Linked DNA regions of Homo sapiens: region 1 is linked to region 2. Evidence: chromatin loops called from intact Hi-C (ENCODE). Cell type or tissue: HepG2. All regions are shown on one strand. Links, peaks and the distances in the headings refer to the core of each region. The heading gives the core; the rest is flanking DNA.

Region 1 (8,000 bases), core at 1-8,000, 320 kb before region 2:
CAGAGTAGGTGAGAACACAGAGCCGAGCACTGTGACCATGCCTGTCTTTCTCTGCATTTGCAGTGGAGCACATTCCCAAAGGGAACAACTGCCTGGATGCAGCGAAGGCCTGCAACCTCGACGACATTTGCAAGAAGTACAGGTCGGCGTACATCACCCCGTGCACCACCAGCGTGTCCAACGATGTCTGCAACCGCCGCAAGTGCCACAAGGCCCTCCGGCAGTTCTTTGACAAGGTCCCGGCCAAGCACAGCTACGGAATGCTCTTCTGCTCCTGCCGGGACATCGCCTGCACAGAGCGGAGGCGACAGACCATCGTGCCTGTGTGCTCCTATGAAGAGAGGGAGAAGCCCAACTGTTTGAATTTGCAGGACTCCTGCAAGACGAATTACATCTGCAGGTAAGTGGGCACTGGCAGCTGGTGATTAATGAGGTGACAGGGAAAGTCTTGGCGGCTGCTTCGGCTGCCAAGCTCCCTTTTCTGTGCTTCTACCAAGGTAGAGGAGGGAGGGGAGCCCAGTCCATTTGAATGGATTGGCAAAAATCTGACCTCTGTGTCTGCCACGGGGTTCTTCAGAAGCTATTCAGGCCTCCCTGCTGGGGAAAGTTCCCATCTTTAACCTGAGAATGCTTTGAGGGATGCTGGAATGAGGTAAAATACCACTGCCTTTCCTGGATACCTCTCAGGTGAGAGGGTCACCTGGGGTGAGGTGACCTTAAGGCACACACCTGCTGCTCAAGTCCTGAGGGCTGCCAGTGATTAAGTCGAGAGGAGCTGGCTGGAGCTTTGGAGGCTTTTGACCTTCAGGGGCAGAAACTTGGAAGAGACCAGTGAGAGGGACTGAGCAGTGTCCAGCCTTGGGGAGAACTTTGAATGCCTGGGTCTGTTCTGGACTGTTCTGTCGCTGTGAAGAGGTCACCTTCCCACTTAGCTCATCTCCCAGATCTCAGCCTCCACCAGAAACCTGCTGAGCCTGGATGATGTTGTTGAAAGCATTCACTTCTTTTTGCTTTTTGGCCATTTCTGAATTTACTTTGATATCTGAAGGAGTCCATGAATACATTTTCTGTGTTTAAAAAAGAAAAAACTGGCCGGGTGTGGTGGCTCACGCCTGAAATCTCAGCATTTTGGGAGGCTGAGGCGGGTGGATCACCTGAGGTCAGGAGTTTGAGACCAGCCTGGCCAACATGGCAAAACCCCATCTCTAGTAAAAATACAAAAAATTAGCCGGGCATGGTGGCAGGCGCCTGTAATCCCAGCTACTTAGGAGGCTGAGACAGGAGAATCGCTTGAACCTGGGAGGTGGAGGTTGCAGTGAGGCGAGATGGCACCACTGCACTCCAGCCTGGGCGACAAGAGTGAAAATCTGTCTTAAAAAAAAAAAGAAGAAGAAGAAGAAGAAAAGAAAAACCACAGGCCTGGCGCGGTGGCTCACACCTGTAATCCCAACGCTTTGGGAGGCTGAGGCAGGCAGATCGCTTGAGGTCGGGAGTTCGAGACCTGCCTGGCCAACATGGTGAAACCCTGCCTCTACTAAAAATACAAACAATAGCCAGGCGTGGTAGTGCATGCCTTTGGTCCCAGCTACTCAGGAGGCTGAGGCAGGAGAATTGCTTGAACCTGGGAAGTGAAGGTTGCAGTGAGCAGAGATCATGCCACTGACCTACAGCCTGGGTGAGTGAGACCCTGTCTCAAAACAAACAAACCAACAAACATAAACCACAAACAGCAATATAGACGTAGGTAGAGTGAAAAGATAAAGTTACCCTTCACTCTGCTCCCATTCACCCCCAAGCTTCAGGCAGTCACTGTTAACCATTTCATGTGTGTCCTTCCCAGAACTTAGTGTTGAATTCAATTGCTGATCGAAGCAGGTAGATTTGGGGTATCATATTGAAAAACAGCTGTACTTTGTCCCCAGGTAGAAGCCCTCAATATATGCTAAGCCAGTGGACAAGCAGATGGGTTTATGACCATGTACTTGTTTCCTATTGGTTCCCCGTTTCTAAAAAGCCAAGAGCAGAAAAAATAATGTCTGTGATGTTGAAGATTCTGAGTTTCTGTTCAACTTAAGTTTTATTCTGGTAGAATGGGAACCCACTCTTTCCTTAAACCAGCTGTAATAATGACCAAAGAAAACTGTAAGTCCTTGTCATCTGTATAACCCTCTCATGCTGAAGACTTTTTGGGAGTAATGTTTCTCCTCCTTTCTAAAAAAAGTTGGAAGCAAGTGACCTGCTGTATGAGGAAGGACTCGGATGACCAAGCGTCTTATGAACTGAGTTTGCATCTTGGGAAGAAACAGGTGTTCCAGCAATGCAATACAAGGACCCTTCCTCACTTCCAAGCCCCTGTTTCATTGAGGCCCTCTTAGCTGTGGGCTAGGAGCAGGGATGGGTGTGCCAGAAGGGTCCTGAGAAAGAGGCAGAGCCTCAGCAAGCCAGGAACCTGGGGAAGCCAATCAATTAGGGTGTCGAAGCACCCTCTGCTGAAGATGAATAAAATGAATGCAGCCAAGAAGCTGTAGGGAGCTTTGCTCGGGGTCCAGCGATGGGATGGAGCAGAGATCCTGAAGATCTCTGGATGTGAAACTCCAATTCCTGGCCCCCTGTAGTCTCTAAGCAGAAGGGATCCCCATTCTGGGAGTAGGACTGGATTTCTAGGGTCTTACTTGGCTTAATGCCAGACAGCTCCTCCCTGTCTCTATAATAAGATGTGATCTTGTCCACTGATGGGTCCAAGCCAGGAGACCTGGGCTTTTGTTCCTGCCTCAAGATGGGAAGCTGTATGGGGTAGAAATGGAGCTGTGGATGAGTCTTCCATCTATTGAACGATGGCTGGGAGGTGGGAGAGGTGGTGGTGATGGAGCCTTTCCTTCCTGTTCTCCCAGGTTTATCTTACACAAGATGGCCAGAGAAGGTCTGAGACCTCCCCCACACATATTGAGAAAGCCCATATTGAGCAGATAATTTGCATTCTCTGGCTTGTTCTTCTAAAAAGAGAGTATCCTTTGAGGGTTGGTGAGAATTCATTAGATCAAATTGCTTTCCTGCTAAGCTGTAGTGAGAATAGCTGGGAGTTGAGAACTTAGAGGGCTCTGGGGGAGGCGATGGGAGGAACCTGCAGATAACAGGATGGTTTAGGTGATGTCTAGGGCCTCAGGCTGAGGAAGGAACAAGTTTCAGGAACTGTTTGTGACATCCCTGATAGCAGGGAGTGGACTCAGCTGACGGCACAGAAATGTACAACAGGAAGCAGACAGCCCTTGTCTATGTATTGACTTTGCCCGATCTTCCTGGAGTGGACAGCAGCCACCATGCAGTGGGGTGAAGGATCCCTGGGCTGGATGGTGGGACTAGTGGCGTGTCTGTGCTGCTGCCACGTTTCTGGCTCTGGGAGAAGCTCAGAGGCTGTTTAGGAATCCAGATCTAGACTGTCCTGGGGCCCTACCCAGTGAAATTTGTCTCAGTGTGATTGATGGGTTTTATACACTGTCTTGAGCCTTTCCTGGGAAGGTGAATCCGTGACTTCCCTGGTGTTACCCATTGTCAAGTGATTTAGCCCATAATTTCTTTCCAGAGCCTGGATTTATTACTCATGATTACCCCCTCCCTCTCAGAGGTGCTAAATATAATTTGAGCTGCTAGGTTGGCTAGCAGTGTTTGCTTCCATCAGATTTTATTACTCTTGTCTTTAATTTTATGCCTTTTATCCCATCCCTTCTCAATCCATCTCTGTGAGGCCGTTGTTGTTCTACCCAGAGTAGCAGCTGGTACTAGCTGGAGCTGGAGGTTCTTTGGGTCTCACATTACAGTTGCTATAACCCTAACCTCACCACTGATGTGATGACTTGAGGTCTCATTTGAATAGCCCCAAAGGGAAGGGATGGCAAGAGGGAAACTTGCTTCCTAAAAACCATATTCTTCGAAAGCTCACACTTTCAAATGCTCCATTTCCATCTTAACATCAGCAACCATCAAAGAGCTGTTCAAGCTCATTAAAAGCTCCCTGAATTTAATATTTTCCAACTCAGGGCCTACAGGTTTCCTTCCCCAGGGTCCGACAGTGCCTCTGCACAGAACCTGTCTCTCTTCCGCCTCATGCCTTCAAACAGATGGGAAGCAACATTAGCTTTTCCGTTTGACTTTGTTTTCCTTTTTCCTTTTCCATTTTAGGGAAGCTGACAGATTCCTTTCCCCTTGAGGTAGTTGGGGAGAGTCAGAGCCTGACTGTTTGGGCCTCCAAGCTTGTCTACAGAAAAGCAAATGCAGAGGTATTATTAGAAGGGTGTGATGGAATTTCAAAGCCTCACAGTCTTCCCCCGAAGCAGTGCCTCCCCTGCCAGGTTTCCTCTGGTTGCTTTTCTTAGTGCCTGGAAGGATGTCAGGACTGGTTTGGGCCGAATGGAAGCATAACCTTTTGTGCCTGATGCAAATCTGTGTAATTTAAACTTATACTTTCCCTCCTGTCTGAGCGCTGGCTCAGGTGCCACAAATATGTTCCTCTCTCTTTACTGTTTTAATTAACAGCTCAGGTACCTCAGCTATTCTTCATTACCAGGCGGTCCAGCACCTTCCCCTTGGGCATGCTCCCTCATGTTTCCATCGAAGAACCACAGAGGTAGACTCCAAAACGCCTTCTGCTTCCAGTGCCAAGCAAAGAGGGACCCCCAAGCCTGCGAAGCCGCCCGCTTGCCGGTAGCTTTAGCTGCTGCCACATGGGGTCGCTGTTGAGAAAAAACTCAGGGTGTGCTTGGTGGTTTAGTGGCCTTGCCCTTCTGGGGCATTCAGCACGTGCAGCAGAGCTGCTGCATCCTTGGGTGGCTGAGTGACAACACCTAGTTTATACTCACCTATGCAGCCATTGTTTCCAAAGCATGACATTTTGCTCTGGGGAGCTACATCCTAAGGGGTTCCAATCAGGGCCAGCCCTCCACCTTGAACACCAGTAGTCCACGCTCTACGTTTTCTGGCAGTATGTTACTAGGTAGAATTGAATGCTTCTCTTTTTTCTTTTATTTAATTATTATTTTTTAGAGACAGAGTCTCATTCTGTTACCTAGGCTGGAGTGCAGTGTTGCAGTTGAGGCTCTCTGTAGCCTCTAACTCCTGGGCTCTAGCGATCCCCTCATCTCAGCCTCCCATGTAGCTGGGACTACAGGTGCATGCTACCATGCCTGGCTAATTTCTTTTAATTAATTAATTAATTATTTTTAGAGACAGGGTCTTGCTATGTTGCCCAGGCCGCTCTTGGGCTCCTGGCCTGGAGTGATCCTCCTGCCTCAGCCTCCCAAGAGTTGGAAATTGAATGTTACATTTGCATTCCTCTTTGCCAACAGTGCTGGGTCAAGGGTATCTCACTCCTTTTAGAAAGATTCTGATAATGCTGAACCTCAAAAGGAAATTGGTCAGCGGCTCTATGTCCTCAGTCCCCAAGGTTCTCTTGACCCTGCTGGAGATATGATACACTTGTTCTTCCTGGTGTCCAACTCTCTGTCCCCGTAGTCTCCAAGAGTGGTGGCTTTGATGAAATCACCATATATGGTTCTACCATTCCCCAGGGATCAAGGACCCTATCATTGTATCTTGGAGGCCTGGGGGATTTTTAGCAGAACCAAGAAGGCCTCCCTTGGCACAGCTCCAGGAGAACAGCACATGCAATTTCCAAAATTCTGCCCTTGTCAGCCCCACATTTGCCACACTGGGGGTGACCCCGTGACACTTAGAGGAAATGTAATGTTGTTAGTTGGTCGATCAGGCAACTGGGGAACGTGTCATAAAACCATGCAGCGAATTTCTGCTCCCATAATTTATTTGGTCTGACAGTGTTAGTGCACCTTTAAAAGGTGAGAAATGTGTTTCGTTTGCCTGGAATGAGACCCCCTTCACACAATAAACTGTGGATCTTAGAGATCAAGGACATCCTCTACTGTTTGGGCTTAAATTCCTGAGTCAAAAACTGGATCCCACATCACTATATCCGGGCTTGCCTTGACATGCAGCAAGCGCAGGAGAAAATGGCTCAGAGGATAATTAATGCCTAAAACTAGATGGGTAGATTAATTTGGCACTTAATTTTATTTTACGCTGATTCATTCACAAATGGAAATCAGCAATTAGACAATGCAAACTTTTGAACCATGGAAAGAAAGTTTCTAGAATATGAGAAAATACAAGTAAAACATTTTCCAGTTCATTTGAGCAGTTTTCATTTCAAATGATTACATGGGTGTCTTTAGCAATGCATTCGGAGTGCTGAATGGCTCGTTTTTAATATGCCCCACCTGCACGAGCTGCCTGCTACCCTGTCTGCTCTGGGGGCCGCTGGACTCCTATGTGCCTACAGCAGATTCATCAAGACCCTGAGAGAAGGGCAAGCAGGTTCTCTGACATCTGCTGCTGCCCACCCTGGTGTTCTTTGACTCCATCCCATGGGGAGGGGCACCTTCCTGCTGGCTCTTCCAGAGTGCCCCTTCTGCCTGCGCCACCTCCTGATGTGCATGTGTGGCCCTTCAGCTCCACTCAGCAGCAGCAGAGCTCTATCAGCTCGGGCTCTCAGAGGTAACCTGAGCCCTGGACCAGGCAGGAGCCAGCTATGACCTGCCCAGCTATGACCTGCCTTCTCTCTCATTCATTATCTCTCTGTTGGCAGAGGTGGGTGTGAAGCCATTTGTCTGCCCCTGCTGGAGCCTGTCCCTGTCTAGTTTTACTCCCTGTTCTCCCTCTCTCCAGCTGGTCCCCTCCCTGCATCTGCCCAAGCTCAGGGTCTCTGCCTCGTTTTCCTCAGCACGTCTTTCTTCACCTGCCCAAGTCCTACCAATCACTTTTTCCACTCTTGGCTCAGAGAGAGAAAAAAGCAGGGACTCCTTGTCTTTGCATTTGCATATTGTGTTGATCATTGTGGACAGATGGACTCATGGCACCAGACCATCTTTTATCGTCTTCGAGTGTGAATGCGGATGGAAAAGGAATGGAATGGAATCCACCTAGGAGGCCCAAACAGAGAGCCTGTATTTCTTTGGGGAAGCAGTGTCACAGCAGAGGGTCTCAGGAGCCATGTTCAGATCAGGCCTTGGTGGACAAGGAGCAGGGAAGTGAAGCAGAAGAAGGGGAGCTTAGTTTGGAGGGGACACAGTGGTTGAGGTGGGAAGAAGGGGCCTTGGGGACTGTCATGGCGTCAGAGGAAGAAAACTCGGTGCCATAGAAAGGCAAGATATTGGGGCCTCCTGTGTCAGAGGGGTGCTGGATTTTATCCATCAAAGGTTTAGGAGAGCATCAGAGAGCTCCCAGGTGGGAGCAACATGGAGGCAGAGTTGGAGTGGTAGAGATAGTGGCTGCGATCAAGTTAGGAAGCTCTTGCAGTTGACCCATGAGAAGCGATGAGCGCAGAGTCCCACAAGAACAGGACAGGAATTTGGGAGACCCACTGGACACCATGGAGGGTACTGACTAAATCTTTACTGAATGAATACATTTAAAACATGACTAAATCTCAGAGAAGGGGCTGGGATATAGGGGTGGGGTTACAATCATTCACATAGAGGTTGTTGTTAAAGATGCTTGGTAAGATTTGTTCCTCTAGAGAAAGTGGGTGAGAAGAGAAATGGACCAAAGGCTGAATCTCGGGAGCACCAGGTGTGTGGTGGAGGTGTCTGAAGAGGACTTAGAAGTTGGAGAGTTGGAGAACCCAGCAAAGGGCCTTGAAAAGCCAAAGGGGAACAGAGTCTTAGGAAGAAAAGGGAGATGGTCATTGGTGTCAATCACTCAGAGAACAGAGGAGAACTCAGAGGGACACAATTTAGTACATAGGAAGTATATCCGTCCATCTGTTTCTCCGCCCATTTCTCTCTCCTTCCATTTATCCATTCAGTTTTCCATTCATCCATCTGTCCATCATCCATCTATTCATACCTTTGTTCCTCTCTCCATCAATCTATCTCTACTTCCATCCCCCATCCCACCATCTATCCATCCATTAATCCATCCACTCATCCATTTAT
Region 2 (16,928 bases), core at 5,521-13,520:
ATTGTGGGATTGGTGTTAGGATAGACCTATTTATCAATGAAACAGAATGAAGTCAACAAATAGAATCATACATATATAGTTGATTGATTTGCAACAAAGTGGTTAAGGTAATCCAATGGTGGCAAAATAAATGCTGGAACAATTCGGTATTCTTATGAAAAAAACCTTCAGCCCTTATCACATACAACATTAAGAAAAACAAACAAACAAAACATGTGCCAAAATACAATACAGACCTAAATATAATAATAAAAGCAATAAAACTCCTAGAAGGAAGCATAAGAAAATCCTTGTTACCTTGAGTTAGGCAAAAAATTATTCAGTTTGACATCAAAGCATGATTCATAAAAGGAGAAAAAGTCAATAAACTGAACATCATTAAAATTAACAGACACATCGCCAAAGTTATATCAGTGGTCAATAAGCAAATGAAAAGATGCTCAACCTCGGAAGTCATGAGGGAAATGGAAAAACAAATCACCATAAGGTACCCAATAGAATGACTAACATTAAAAATGCTGACTAGTTCAAGAATTAATGGTGTGTGGAGCAACTGAAAATTTTGCACATTGCTAGTGGGAATGCATAGCGGTGCCGCCCCTTTGAGAACAGTTTGGCAGTTTCTCATAAAGTTGCACATATACCTAGCCATACAATCTAGCAGTACTATTCCTGGACTTTTACGTAAGAGAAATGAAATCATGTGTCTACAAGAAGACCTATAAACACATGCTCATAGCAGCTTTTATTCATAATAGCTCCAAACTAGAAACAAGCCAAAAGTCCATAAACTGATGAATGAACGAATTATGAAATATCCATAATCAGGATATTTTATTTACTTATAATAAAAAGAAATCTACTTTCTTACAATAAAAAACTTTCTTCCTAGCACTGGTTTAAGTATTCTACACTGAAAAAGACATCATTTGGACAAAGTCATTTATGTCATTTCCAACATGAAAACACGATAAATTTGCAACATCTTTCGAATAATGTCTTTCTCACTCCAGTCCACTTAAACCAGTACTAGAAAGGGGGAAAAACAGATAAATTTGTTACTAAATATATTTTAATCATTTTATTAACATTTGTTTCAATCACTTATTGTTACTTAATGAAAAATAATAGGTGAATAATACACACAGCGAAGATAAATCATATAAGATGGAATGATAAAAGGTAGTACTCTTCCAACTACCTTCTTCCCCACTTCACATACACACAAAAAGAACAAACCCCTGAAAACTAGGGAGGCTGTAATTGTAAGAGAAACCTTTAATTAACTCGGGAAATTAAAACCGACTTTTATAAGGCAGTCCTAGTAACAAGACACGCTCAGATGAGCACATAAACACATAATAAAGAACAAGAAGCTATTTCAGGTATGTCATTGACTAGGCAGCATTTACATGCAGTTCAAAGGAAGCTAGAACTAAAATTTGTTAACGCTATTAACTAGATAAACAATAGAGTCAAAGCAGTAGGCCTTAATTCTATCTTGTATTATATCTTTATTTCAGTGGCAATACATATTGATTGTAGAATGAACATAAGCATGACAATGAAAAGGCAACCACATTCTGAAAATCCTGCCACCCTTTCAATGTGGTTGAGGTGCAGATCTAAATGCGAGTAATTTCTGTGTTTCTTTTTATATCCTGGTCAATTGCTAACATTCTTCCAAATATTTTCTCAACAATTTCTGAAATCTCAGCAAGAGAAATCCTTTTACTCATGGGGTAAAATTATCAGACACTTGAATTTGGTACCCATAGTATTCACTTAAAAGTATATTGAGTAGGCCAAGTGAAATTGCTCACACCTATAATCCCAGCACTTTAGGGGCTGAGGCAGATGGACTGCTTGAGGCCAGGAGTTTGAGAACAGCCTGGCCAACATGATGAAGATCCGTCTCTGCTACAATTACAAAAATTAGCCAGGTGTGGTGACACACGCTTGTAATCCCAGCTACTCGGGAGGCTGAGGTATGAGAATCACTTGAACCCAGAAGGCAGAGTTTGCAGTGAGCTGAGATCATGCCACTACACCACTGCACTCCAGCCTGGGCAACAGAGCGAGACTCCATCTCAAAGAAAAAAAAAAAAAAAAGTACCTGAGTACAACGACATGCATTCATTGGAGTTCCTGGTAACTCACTTAAAAAGGACTCAGAAAAACAAAGCAAAATTTGCAAATATTTTAAAAACTTAAATTTGTCACCTTAAGATTTGACTCCAGAGGTTGCAGAAAGGGATAGCTAAAGTAAGATGATTTTTCTTAAATGTTAATACTGATGAAAAAACAGATGCTAATTGCTGTTAATGCCTGTGTAGTACTTTGTATATACCAGGTACTATGCATATTAACTAATTTAATCCTCATACGAACCCTATAAGTGTTATTATAATTTGCATCTTAAACATAAAGAGGTACAGCAGGTTAAGTAAATTGTTCAAAGTCTCATGCTAGTAATGGCAGAGCCAGATTTTAAACTCAGGCAGTCTGTTTCTAGAATTTACCTTCTTAACCATTAAACAACACTGATCTGACAAATTTCATATTCTAATCAATTAATTAATGTATATTATATGAAAGTTGATCATTTTTAGATGGCCCTGTTTCTTTGTCAAATTTGCCTTAAGAATTGAGAAGCTTTATAGAATTATAAAAAAAGGAAACCTGTGCAGTTTAATTTATTCTGATGAATTTTAGTGACTTGCAACTGTAGCATATATTTATTCTTGCCGGCCACCCCCTCTTTCATTTTATTAATTTCCTACAGGAAATTGCAAGTTAATAGAAAAAGCAGCACTGGAACTGCCTCACATCCTATAGTAATTAATTAAAGCAAAGTCTGGCTCAGTAACTTTGGATACTAAAAATATAGAGTTAAACAAAGCTGACTGCCTCTTGAAATGAAATTTCAACTTCAATAGTCTGTCTAAAAAATTTATGCATTAAAATCCACATCTTTCCTTAAAGAAATTCTCCACAAAATATTTAGTGAATACAGCAACTCAATATCTGACCGTTCCTCACTAAGACTTCAGAAGTAAAAGGAATCCAAGAAACACAGAAATAAATTACTGAAGTTTAAGTAAGTTCTTTTAAAGGCAGTTAGGCACATTATTCCACTATATTCCCATCTACAGGTTATTACCCACAATCAATAAAGCAAGAGACTGTATAAACTATCTTATTAATTTTATATAATGGTTAGTAAACTTTAAAATACTGTACTATAAAACTTTTAAATGTTTCTGATGGCTTTAGATCACACTAGATAATTTATCGTTTTATGTAGCATAAAGTGTTAGGTAAGTGGATACCATGCTGGGGAAAATGCACGTAATTTCTGAATGCAAAAATCTATTCCATTGTAGAGTTTTCTGACATGATTTAAGGTTATTATTGGGATGATTTTTAGAATCTAGGTCCATAAAAGTCCCTAAGTGACAAACATACCAGATACAACTTTTAGTCACACAGGCTGCCTACCTGTACTTGTATTATCTTCCCCATAACCCCCAACCCTAACCCTGGTTTCTTCTACAGCTGAAGAAACAGAACCCTGACAAGTTTAAGGTGCTTTTTGGTTCTGTGATACTACATAGAACTAAGCTCCCTGATGCTCTTCTCACTGAACTCTTAGTATAACAGAGTCAAGTAGGTGATGCTGTCATGGAGTGAAACAGATGGAAATAGTAGTAAATGTTTGATTTAATACAACTAAGATATGAGTGGTAGGAAGTTCCAATTTATGTAACCATTATTTTACGGGTTTATGAAAACTTACCTTACATAATTTTAAATGGTGACAGAGAGAGAATGGACCTGCAGAAGTGGGTAGCTCCAAGATGTAAAGAAATGTAAAAGTCATGGCATTGTTTACAAAAAAATGCAGCATCTTGAAGCCAACACAATTTGCTTTCACAAGTGAGTGAATCATCCAAGAATAACCTCCGAATGGCCTCTTTTGGGACAGGCAAAACTTCCCAATATCAAGGGAATAGAATGGACTAATAGGATTACAGATAAGTCACATTGGATTCTTGGGCTAAATAACCAAGGGGCTGCTTCTTCTACGATTAGGAGGTAGAATTAGGAGGGGAATGTTTGGGTGTAGAATTGTACCCCTTGAAAAATAACTCCTAGAATTTTACATATTTACCTAAGAGGCATGCTGTGCTGAACTCGATCTTCACCCACTCAATACACAAATGTAGCACATACACATAGTTTGCAAATTATTCTTTAGACTTAACGAAAATGTTGTTAGACTAACCTACAAAACTATAGACTAAACTATAACTTAGACTAATCTTCTTTAAAAGAAATTAAGATATATTCCCAAGAAGTTATAAAGAATACATTCTTTACATATGAAATAATAGTTCCAATTAACTCCCCTGTGATCTTAATATGTTTCCTACTTGGGAGAGGTATAGAGGAGAGGAAACCTACCTCCACTACGTGATGTTACAACCCACTGAAAGTCTTGGTTTTTATTTTAAGGATCCTTGAGCCTTTGTTGTTTGTGGTACGCATGTGTCTCCGTCAGTTCAGGCTATCATAACAATTTAGCATAAACTGGGCGGCTTAAACAACAAACGTTTATTTTTCACAGTTTTAGAGGCTGAAGAGACCAAGATCAAGGCACCAGTAGGTTCAGTGTCTTGCAAGGGCACTCATCCTACTTTGCACATGGCTGTCTTCTCATTGTACCCTCACGTGGCAAAGAGCAAAGAGCAGGAGCCAGGTCTCTGTCTCTATTAGTAAGGGCACTAATGCCATTTATGAGGGCCCCAACCTCATGACCTAACCACCTCCCAGAGGCCCTGATTCCTAATGCCATCACATTGAGGGTTAGGATTTCAACATATACACTGTAAAGGGACACAAACATTCAGGCCATAATAGCATGAATTCAAGTATTTTGTGTGTCCTGGGGAGATGTTAGTCAAATAGATAATCAAGAAAGTAAGTTTAAAAGGCAATGCATCAAAGTAGTTAAGAGCCCCAATTAGGGAGTAGTATACAAACCTGGATCTAAGTTCTGGATACTTTTTACTTGCTACATGTTTTGGACCTTCTATTTAACCTCTCTAAATGGAGTTTTGTTCCTTTCTGAAGTAATGATAACAGTTACTGTAAAAATTAAAGAAGATAATTATGTGACATTCTCATATGTACCTGGAATATAGTAAAAACTAATTAAATGTCAGTGGTATGAGTCAAAATCGTTCATTTACAATGCATAACAATTACTAATTATTAAACAGATGTACTGTAGTCCATAGATATCTCGTCATCTTTATGCGTATTGGCCAGGCCATGATCCCAAGTACCAAGGAGATGTTAATGAGTGCAGAAAAACACAAGACATGAAACTGGAATAAGTTAATATGTTCATAACAAAGTATACCCATTCTGACTTTGCAGTTAAAAGAGTTTATTTATATGTTAGTAACCATGGTTAAAATTTCCATAAAAGAAAAAAACATGGAAAAATGGCCTATAGTGAGAATTTCACTAGGATTCATTCTGTAGTAAGGAATGTACCGAATCAAAAAGATATATAAAAAGCCCATTTGCTTAAAATGTTAAAAAAAAAACACAAAAAAACCCAAACTTCTAAAACAAAAATTATGCAAGAATAAAGTTTCCTCCATATCTCTAATGGAAACTATACATCAGGAAAAACTAAAAATAGAATGTGATTCTATTTGTTCTCATTAACAGTTTACATAGTGATGTTTATCTGCAAGGTCACATAAAATCATAAATGTAGTCTATTTAAAAATGTAGTCCTTATTCATATTTCAGAAATGGCTTAATTTACCTTTTACTTTCATGACTGTTGTAAATTTGTGTTAATGCAATATATTATATCCTTCAGGAAAAAAACCACTTAAAAATATTAACATAAATTTTATTGAATGAGGATTTGAACCAAAATAATCTTGCCAAATTAATTTAGGTAAGTATACTAGGTAAATAAATCTGCACCCTTTTACTTCTAGAAAGCATTCCAAGCAATTTCAAGTCATTAAAAATACTTTCAGCTGCAGCATTTTGCCTTTTAGTGTGGTCTTAGTGGTTACATGACAGCATTTCTAGTACTGGCTGTGTGGCTTTTATTATGTCCTGATAGTAGCAGCATTTTAGAAAACTACAAAGAAAATGAAATTCAGGTGTAATTTTGGAACAAGTCTTCTAAAATTGTTAAATCAAAAATGACACAAATGTTGCAAGCTGTTGAAAATTCTAATTTCATATATTCTTTTTGCCTGTCAATGGGAAATGAACCCTTCCTAAAAGGACATGTAAAACAGGTAACAAATTGCAAAGGAGTAAGGAGCCCCTGGATAATATTCTGGAAAAGTTTTACTAATTTATCTGATTTGCTGATTTATGGATTAGCCTTATAGGCTTCTGACTTAATTTCTTTTAAGTTAACAAACGTCTCATATAGATGAATGTCATTTTGTTTCATATCTATTTAGACTAAAAGCCAAGTCCCACAAGGCAAGAGATAGTCAATTATTTTCATTTTATACTGTTATTATGAAATATTGCCATTTTAAAAATGTACTTCTGGAGAATGAGATTTGTTCACCAACATATTTTAAAGTGAATTTTAGGTGTCTAAATGCCAGAGAGAAAATAATGTAATCTCAAAACATAACTTCAAATGAATTGTATTTATAATGATTTTGTAATTTTTTCATTAAGTTTTCCCTCACAAAAATGATCAATTCTTTTTTTCCACTTCTGTGCTTACTATGACATGCTTCTGAGAGTTAGCATCCCTTCTTTTCAAATAAAAGTATGATGGACATATGGATTCTATATGATAGAGTGGAGAAACTTCCTCCCTGGGCAGAATCAGACCTTTAGTTTACTTTCATAAGTTTGAGAGGAAATGGCTTCAATCACTTGCCTGCTGAATGGTAGCTTTCCCAGAATATCAACAAAATCAGCTTTTTATAGCCTGTCATATGACAGAGCTGAGTTCATTGTTTACCACCATAGGGGAGACAGCTTCCTTGACATGGCCTTAGTAGTCTCTGGGAGGAGGAAGGCAAAGTCGGGATATTTAAGAGAATTTAGGTGTGTGTGTGTGGTGGTGGGGGGCGGAAGGTAGAAATTCTGTTTTTTTTTGTTTTGTGTGTGTGTGTGTGTGTGTGTGTTTCTTTTTTTTTTAAGGCAAGTTTTTCCATAGGGGAGCATTTGATTGTGTGTCAGTAATGCTGACACTAATGTCTTAACATTGGTTAAGACACTACATAATAATTTAAGTTTGGAAGACACACAAGCTGAAGGTTTCACAATGAATTTTGGAGCATAAACATTCATCTGATGCTAACTGTGAAAGTTGAATTATTTAATATTCCTTTAAATGAATTTTCAAAAAGTTTCTGAAAGGGACAAGAAAATCATTTGCTATTTTTATCTTCCAAGGCAAGAGTTTCTTGGAATAGTAAAATCATGTTGATGAAGACAGTAGGACAGTAAAGTCATGTTAACAAAGACAGCTAAAAAGTAAAGTCATGTTAATGTTGACACTAAGCTGTGTGAGTGTAGATCATTTTGGTTTGCAACCAATACAGTCCCAAACAATATTCCCCATCCACAAGTTAAATACTTACAGGGTTTAGAAAGTGAACAATGGTTAACCACATAATCTGCATTTCAAAGATAATAATACCCCAATATTTTTATTGCAAATAAAGGGCAGAATGGTTAAGTACAGTTGGAAGCAAAATAATTTGCTGAAATTTCAGAACTTTTTATACTAGTAGTTTTAGTTTTCTCTTCCTCTCACTGATCTTTACTCTCTTTCTCTCCTTACTTGTTTCCTCTGTGGCAAGGTACCCTATTCCACCTTAAGTGGAATAAAGATTTTCAAGTGGCCATAAAGATTGTAGTTCCTAGTGGACTCATATTTCCTCAAGGTCAAAACAGGCAATCATTTAAAGTCAGACGAGACAGGGGGTTAACTAGTATACCATTATCAGAGGTCTGAGTCACTAATGAACGGAAAATACAGGGTGTTAAAGCAAGACAGGAAGGGTTATCCTCACCAAAGAAAAGGAACAGACTAGGACTACAGATGGGCAAGCCTGTGTTTAGGTGCAGACAATGACTAGGAAGACAAAAACTTTTCCATTTAGTTCAATGACTGGAAGATGGGGATGTGAACCTGTTTCTGAAGACAGGCCTGAGAAGAAGACCTGTATTTTCCTTAGAGAATAACAAGTTACAGTTTTCACCTGCTCTGACTGCTACAACACAGTGTCATAGACTGGGGTGGCTTAACCAACAGACATTTATTTCTTGTAGTTCCGGAGGCTGGGAAGTCCTAGATCAGGGAACCTGTGTGGCTAGGTTCTGGTGATGACTCTCCTCCTGGCTTGCAGATGGCTGCCTTCTTGCTGTGTCCTCACATGACAGAAAGAGAGAGAGAAAACTCACCCTCATGACCTCATCTAAACCTAATTACCTTCCTGAAGCCCCACTTCTTAATACCATCACATTGGGGGTTAGGGCTTCAAGCTATGCATTTCGTAGGGACACAAAAACTCAGTCCATTAATGGTCATGGTAGGAGCCTCTGGTGCAGGAGATAAGCAGGGCAGGTGCAGAGATAAAGGACAGGCTAGAAGCAACTCTTTCCTGCGGGGGAATCAGACCTCTGGGGTTGAAAAAAACAGATGGTAACATACTTCATTTACTTTTCTGTCAAACATATCTTTCTCCCCTTCTCTTTCTGTTTCTTTCCCTACTTTTCTTCTCCACTGTCTCTTTCCTTCCTTTCTTTGATCATTAAATTGAAGTATAGCAGAAATATGACAAGTATGGCATTAGAGTGAGACAGGCTTGAATGTAATTCTTAGGTCTGTCACCTGTCACTTAGCTGTACAAGGCACAGCTCTTGGGCAAGAGACATTTCTTTTCTTAGCATCAGATTCTTCTTCTTTTTTTTTTTTTTGAGATGGAGTTTTGCTCTTGTTGCCCAGTCTGGAGTGCAATGGAGCCATCTTGGCAACTTCAACCTCCATCTCGTGGGGTTCAAGCGATTCTCCTGCCTCAGCTTCCTGAGTAGATGGGATTACAGGCACGCACCACCACGTCCAGCTAATTTTGTATTTTTAGTAGAGACAGGGTTTCTCCATGTTGGTCAGGCTGGTCTTGAACTCCTGACCTCGGGTGATCCACCCGCCTCGGCCTCCCAAAGTGCTGGGATTATAGGTGCGAGCCACCATGCCCAGCTCAGATTCTTTACTAAAAGAAGAAAAGTATCAGTACCCATTACCATACAGGTTACTGTGAGCATTAGAGATAAAGCCTGTAAAGTGGCTGGCAGAGTATCTGATATTGAAAGATTTTTAGAAAATGATACAACAAAACTGCCATAATGCAATAAGTAGTGCCCCAGAAATTCAGCTGTGTAAAATGTAGGGTTGTGTTATTATGAGATTAGCTAAATGGCCAAGGTGAGCCTGTGCAACTGGACATCTGGAAGTTCTGAGTCTATTTGATGCAAATTTCACCTACCCTGGGCTGAAGTTCGGCACCACCTAGTGGTGACTGCTCTAACATAAAAATTGATGGGCAGAATTCTGGGGCCTGGCTGGGACTTCTGGGAGAGCAACTGTGATTCCAGGAATCTCTTCGTTAATTGGTGAATGTTTTGTTGGCCTGATCCAGAGAGAATGGGCTGGGAGAATACTGGGAACTAACCCCCACCTCTCTGTTTCCTGAAATAGGATTGTCTGATTTTTCCCTGTCCAGCATCCCCATGAGGGAGAGGCCTCTATGTTCCCTTCTCCTTCCTGAGAAAAGGAATCAGGTAGAGGAGAAAAAGCTGCTTTCCAATCATTCCATGTTTCAATTCAAGCTATTCTAATTTGCATTATTGCCAGGTGTGTTATTGTAGAATTTACTACCATTACAATTAATAATATGAGTTGCATTAATAACGTTAAATTCAACAAGCATGTATTAAGTCCATATTGTGTGCAAAGCAAAGAGACAGGTATTATAAATGTAAAGATAAATAAGACAGGATCTCCGACGTAAAGAAAGCTTATTACTGGTGTCTCACGCCTGTAATCCCAGTACTTTGGAAGGCTGAGGTGGGCGGAACACGAGGTCAGGAGTTCAAGACCAGCCCGGCCAACATAGTGAAATCCCATCTCTGCTAAAAATTAAAAAATTAGCCAGGCATGGTGGCACGTGCCTGTCGTCCCAGCTACTGGGGAGGCTGAGGCAGGAGAATCACTTGAGCCCAGGAAGCGGAGGTTGTGGTGAGCTGAGATCGCGCCACTGCACTCCAGCTTGGTCAACAGAGCGAGGCTCCGACTCAAAAAAAAAAAAAAGAAAAAAGAAAAAAAAGAAAAAAAAAGCAACCTCATTACTTGGTGGACAGAGAGATATTTAAGTAAAACTGAAACCAAGTAAGTAGTTTATTCTAATTGGAGAGATCAAGAAACATTTCAAGAAGAACTCCATTGGAGTTGAAATTGGAATGAAAAGTTAGCCCTCAAGTTCTGAGACTGAACAAATATCCTCCAGGATGAGCAAAGGCATGGAGGTGTAGATGAGCAGGTGATGGTCTGTAACAGGACAAAACCAGTTTAGTCAGCATATGGGGCAGATCATTTTATGGCATTTCTGAACATAACATAGGGTCCCATACTTCTGCATTTTGGTATGGTGCATGAAAGCCACACAATGGGTCTTCTGAGTAAGAACACACAGTCAGTTATGTTTGAGACTTGAGCTCCAGCAGTGCTGAGGGCAACAGGCAGTGGTATGGGGAGCAGAGAGCTTTGAGGCAGGAAGTTAGAAGCCTCCTGTAACAGGTGAGAGAGCAGGAATCTCACCTAGGCTAACTAAATTTGGAAAAGAGAAGGTGGAACAAATTCCAGAAACAAGATTAGTGATGTGGGGAAAGGTAGGTGGGGTGTGGAGTAAAAAGAAGTCTCTGAGAGGCTGGGCGCGGTGGCTCCTGCCTGTAATCCCAGCACTTGGGGAGGCCGAGGTGGGCGGATCACAAGGTCAGGAGATCGAGACCATCCTGGCTAACACGGTGAAACCCCGTCTCTACGAAAAATACAAAAAATTAGCCGGGCGTGGTGGCAGGTGCCTGTAGACCCAGCTACTCAGGAGGCTGAGGCAGGAGAATGGCGTGAACCCGGGAGGCAGAGCTTGCAGTGAGCGGAGATCGTGCCACTGCACTGCAGCCTGGGCAACAGAGCGAGACTCCGTCTCAAAAAAAGAAAAAAAAAGGTCTCTGAGAAAATTAGACTGTCTCACTGAAGTATTTGCAACATTGACTGAGAAGAATTTGCATTTGCTCCTGCCACTGCCTGCAACATCTCAGCCCAGATAGCCCTATGGCTGGCTCCTGTACTTCTCCCAGATCTTTGCTTGAATGTCATCTTCTTAGTGAAGGCTTTCCTAACCTACTTCAAATTGGAGCCCATTTCTATCCACTACACTGAGTACTCCAAACCCCACTTTCCTGCTTTGTTTATTGATTGTCAAAGGGTTTATCACTACCTAACAGATACTACACACACGTGCACACATACAATTTTTTTTTTAACTGAGTCTTCTGCTGACATGTACATTCCATGATGCAGGGACTTTTTGTCTGTTTTGTTCATTCTAATATCCCCAGTGTCAGTCCAAAAATTGGCAGAAGAAGCCTTGCAGTTGGTGGGCTGTGGATGCCTGCACCCCAGCCCTTCCTTCTGCCCCAGGTGAGCCTTCAGGTGCCTATAAAAGTTGATACCTGCTTGGTGAGTATCCCAGTGCCTGAGTGTAAAATTAAATTGCAAATTAAAAAACACTATTCGAAAGGCCAGGAGAGAGACCACGGAAGAAAGGAAAAGGTGTCATATTTTAGGACTTTTAAAGGCCTATTTTTCCTACTTTTTGAACAAGAGGCCCTGCATTTTCATTTTGTACTGGGCCCCACAAATTATGTTGCTGGCCTGAGTTGTCTAATAACTACATTTTGAATAAATGAACAAACTTCCCAGAAAAGACACAAATAAAAGCTTGTTCCTGCCATTAACAGGAACTAAAAGTCAAGGTCCCTATATTTTAGAATAAAGCCTTTATGTTTGTTATTCCTATGTAATGCTTCAGTCCAAATATCATTTAATTATCTTTTTGTTTATTACATTTCTTGGAGGAGCTATAAGGTTGAAACTATATGGAAACTAATTCACTTGCCTATATTATGAAAATGGAAGAAAGAAGGCATAATTCTGATCAATGATTTTTGATACTAATTAAGAATAAAAGCTCTACATCTAATGAACATTGCTCTTTTTAAGTTTATGATTTCAAAATAAATCAATAGATTTAATTTATATTGTTAGCAAATTGTATATAGAAGGGTTAGCCCCCATGAAAAGGCTTCATTTTGTTACATTTTTTCAGAAAGATCCTCTTTGGAGGACAACTGGCCAAACTGCTTATGATTTACTTTCCTTTCGAAAATAATGCTCAAAGGGTTTGACTGAGATCACTGATAAGAGCCAAAGACTGGAATTGCTTAAGTTCTCAGCTTTCCACTTGAATGAGGTTAATTTAACAAGCATTTATTGCACTGCTACCTACCTCTATGAATCAGATACTTTGTTAAGAACTGAGAATAAAAAGATGGAAAAAATGTGGTTCCTTCGGCCATGAACTTCAGTCCAGTGGGTGAGAAAGATGTGTTAAGTTAAAATATTGCATGAGCTTTTCCCCTTCCCCTTCCCTTTTGCTTCCTTTTGCTTACCTGTTTCAACAATTTAGTCCTAAAGCCATTAGGGGCAGCAGAGCAAGGTAGGTGTCCAGATTAGGTGGGAAGGGGAAACCATGGTGTGCCAGAACACGCATCAGAGCCCCATTGGGGTGAGGAGGTACATGTGAAGGAGGGCAGACGTGGCATCAGAACATGAGTGGGGTGGAAAAGGCAACCGCATATGGCAGTTGCCTGTTTTAAAGCTGTCCCAAGCAGGGTGATGACGGCATCTCCACAGAGAGGCAGCCTGGCATGAAGTGTCTGAGAGCCAGCAGAGTGCAGCATGTTGTGGCCCATGTGGGGATCCAAAGCCTGAGTGAGGTGAGATGTGTGTGCATTCAGGGGACAACTCTGCACAGGGATTTGGAGTTCAGGTGCCCAGGCAGAGTGAGGAGGGAAGCTAGATGTGGGAGTGATCTGGCACTCAGCACAAGGGCATTAGCAGGATAAGGAGGGATCCGTGTGGGGCAGAAGCCAGCCCAGCATGGGTTTTGGAGATTGAATGGGGGATGATATGGTTTGGCTCTGTGTCCCCACCCAAATCTCACGTTGAATTGTGATCCCGAGTGTTGAAGGTGGGGCCTGGTGGGAGGTGATTGGATCATGGGGGTGGTTTCCAGTGGTTTAGCACTTCGCACCATCCCTCTAGTGCTGTCTCATGATAGAGTTTGCAAGAGATCTGGTTGTTTCAAAGCATTTAGCACCTCCTCTTTTGCTGTCTCTCTCCCTCTCCTGCCAGCCATGTAATGATGCACTTGCTTCCCCTTAGCCTTCCACCATGATTGTAAGTTTCCTGAGGTCTCCCCAGAAGCAGAAGCCTGTATAGCACACAGAACCATGAGCCAATTAAACTTCTTTTCTTTATAAATTACGCAGTCTCAGGTATGTCTTTATAGCAGTGTGAGAACGGACTAATACATGGGAGACTGGAATCTGCACTGGGGATGGGAGGAAAGCTGAGACCAGGAGACTGGTCACATAAAAGGAGGCTTTATTTTTGACTCAATACATTAAGGATAATGGAAACCGGGTTCATCACCTAATTAGGTAAAGGAGTTATAAATATGGGAACAGATAAATGAACCTTGGATTCTGGATCAGAATTTTAGCCATTTATATAAACTCATGGTGTTCAGTATATAGACAGAGAAATAAATATACATGTAAATGTATATATACATAGCTATGTTTTCCAGCTCTGTCTACAGAGAGGCCTGGAAGCAGCAATACCTCAATAGCAATGAGCACACCTAATGTCAGATTGTGGCTTCTAAATACCATTTTCCACTAAAAGAAACCAGGACTTTCTGGAGAAATCACTGAGGCATAGAAAGTACAAGATGAGACTGGAATATCTTGTGCCAGAAAGTAAAGAAATGCTCAAAGAATATAGAGACTTTTCAAAAGGACACAGAAGCCATCTTAAAGGGGCCTCTCAGATCTGGGACAATTTGAGCATCAAAATAATGATAGTAACAGATTATTATTCAGTGAATAAAATAGGAAGGTGTCATATAAATAAGGAAATATTAAATTGAAAGTTTGATAAGGAATGGGAGGTTTACATAGTTTAATAGTGTTTCCCATAAAGAACTTATTAATTGTACAAAGGAAAATAATAATTTTATATTGAAGAAAACACTACCTTATGCAAATGATTAAAGCAAACATCATCAGCAATGCACAAGATGACATTGTGCACATCCCAATAGGATGCAATGAAAAGAATATAGAATCACTTTTGCTGAAGTGAATATCACCACTAAAGATTACATTACCTGGATGTAATCATGAGGAAACACTGAACAAATCCAAATTGAGGGACATTCTAAAATCCATTATAAAATAATTATTCAAAATTATCAAGCCCATGAAAGTCAAGGAAAGACTGTGAAACTGTTGTATACTGAGGAAACTAAATGCAACGCATGATTCTAAACTAGATTCTTTTGCTATAATTTTGCTGTAAATGGAAAAATTGCTGTAACTTGAATGGAGTCAGGATTAGGTGGTAGTCGTACATCAGTGTTAATTTCTCCATTTTGATGGCTACATTGTGGTTATGTGGAAAATGTTCCTTTTTTAGGAGATATACATCAAAGTATTAGGAGATAAAAGGGTGTCAGGTGGCAAATTACTCTGAAATGGTATGAGGAAAAAAATTCTTTATATATACTTGTAAATACTTTTTTGTAAATTTGTGATTGTTTAAAAACAGGCATGCATACTGTGTCACAAGGCCTGAGTTTTCTTGTGCATGCAAAGTAGAGCAAATGTTAATCCCAAATCCAAATAGTCCGACTTCTTTAGGATTGTCTCATAAACCGTTTGATGCACACTTGTCTACTTGTTCAACACTGGCTGAGAGCCAATAACTTTATGATCAATATCATTATGACATTGTTGTCTTCCATCAATAAAGCTTTGTTTTTCTAAGTAGCTGTACTGAGATTTAATTCACATACCATAAAATCAACATGTTTAGAGTGGATGCACATAGTTCATTGATTTTTAGTATAATCACAGAATTGTGCAACCATTGTTGTCATGTAATTATAGAACATTTTCATCACCCACCACAAAGAAAAATCCCACACTCATTGGGATTATCAATCAGTCATTCCTCATTTGCACCCTTATTCATCGTAGTTTTAAAACTTAATTCAGTTTCTATTGGTCCAAGGTGTGATGGTACATAAATATAGTGGGTAGTCAATAAATATTTGATGAATGAATCAATTGCCAACTAATTGGTATTACAGCTATTCGACTGGCATCTTTATGGTTCTTTCTCATCTGCTACTTTCCATGTTTTTATTAAAACCAAAGTGGTCCTCAAGCATCGTTATTATTAAACTAAATGAAGCTTTCAGCTTCGTTCAAAGTTATTTTATAAAATCCATGGTATTAATATTAACTTTATTGTGGTTTAATATAGATAATGAGCTACTATTATATGAATATATTTTGGAAAGTGTTGAGGCTGCTTTAACACAGATAATAATCATCAGCATATCTGAACTTACAACCTTTGCCAGATGGGCAACCTACCATCATTTTCTATGATGAGAGACTACATAAAATTCTTCACATGCCAGATAAGTTTATTACATGATTGAGTTGAAGTTGAATATATAAAAGAAGACATTTCTTCAAATATAACCTTATGACCAAAAATCAGTAGGGCACAGATAATGACTAACCATACAATTATTAAAAATACTATATTTTATTTTCATTGAAGTCTTGCAACAAGACTTTCTTTTCATAATCAGTTCAGTGCCGAACCCTTAAAAATGGTGAAATTATTATTTTGTGGTAGTGATGAAAAAATGTTTAAGCCTCTTCTTTAAAGCATCTCCTTAAAGTTTTACTACTTATATGGAAAAAATCATTTGTATATTTGTATTCTTCCAAATACTACTTATTCTAAATATCTGGCAATAACATGTCTCTCAAAGAACTGGATCAGTCTGCCACTGAAGCTAGGTACCCTCTAGAAAGAATGATTTTTTTTTCAAACTGAAAATAGATATTTCAGTTATATTTTTAGAAGTAGAGTTCTGTGTATATTTTTGCCTATTTGAACTTAACCGTATTGAGCAGAGGATATAATAATTTTAGCTATCAGTTAAAAACCTGTTCTTTGAATGAAGAAATAAATGAAAAATGCTGAAGCTAATAAATGAAAAAACTAAAGAAAAACTTATATTTTTTTCATATAACATTTTGAATATCCTTTATCAAAAGAGCTTCTAGACTATCTATGGATAATTTACTGCTCCACAACTTTTGTTTCTGGTAAAATGCAGCCAATGTAGAGAAAAGGCAGAACACTGATAAAATGCTACAAAAGAAGTTAATTTAGATATATACTGCTACACTTACTGCATACTGTTTTAGATAAGTAAAACGGCAATATTCTCAACAGAAGATTTAGATGCTACACCCAATATATGTTGATAGTGTAGTGATTGCCCAATCTAAGAATTCATTTCAGGGGCCAGTGACACAGTGATTACAGCTATTGTAGAACTCAGATTATAGCTGAATGATACATCTAGTTCTAACAACATAAAAAGAAAATGAGTACAGTTCTCTGGACTCTGTAGCGT

Evidence for each region. Peaks named below come from ENCODE experiments on the same cell type or tissue, not always from the same donor. Only the 100,000 strongest peaks of a DNase experiment are listed, where the experiment ranks them.
Region 1: a loop joins it to region 2, with 12 times the contacts of the local background. A loop is called at or near these places in 2 of 110 quality-filtered maps.

The regions. Positions count from the first base shown.
Region 1 is chr10:116,117,621-116,125,620 of GRCh38, reverse strand. It overlaps GFRA1 (GDNF family receptor alpha 1), which reads left to right. Exons shown (of 11, transcript NM_005264.8): 6 at 64-400. Among named protein-coding and RNA genes, the nearest start is that of SNORD158, 73 kb to the left of the region's middle. In HepG2, for the core only: a CTCF peak has its summit at 4,726 (motif pointing right); no DNase peak of the experiment used is centred there.
Region 2 is chr10:115,792,290-115,809,217 of GRCh38, reverse strand. The region is part of intron 27 of ATRNL1 (attractin like 1); the gene reads right to left. Among named protein-coding and RNA genes, the nearest start is that of SNORD158, 390 kb to the left of the region's middle. RefSeq lists an enhancer at 7,394-7,895. In HepG2, for the core only: a CTCF peak has its summit at 9,578 (motif pointing left); a DNase peak (open chromatin) is centred at 9,587.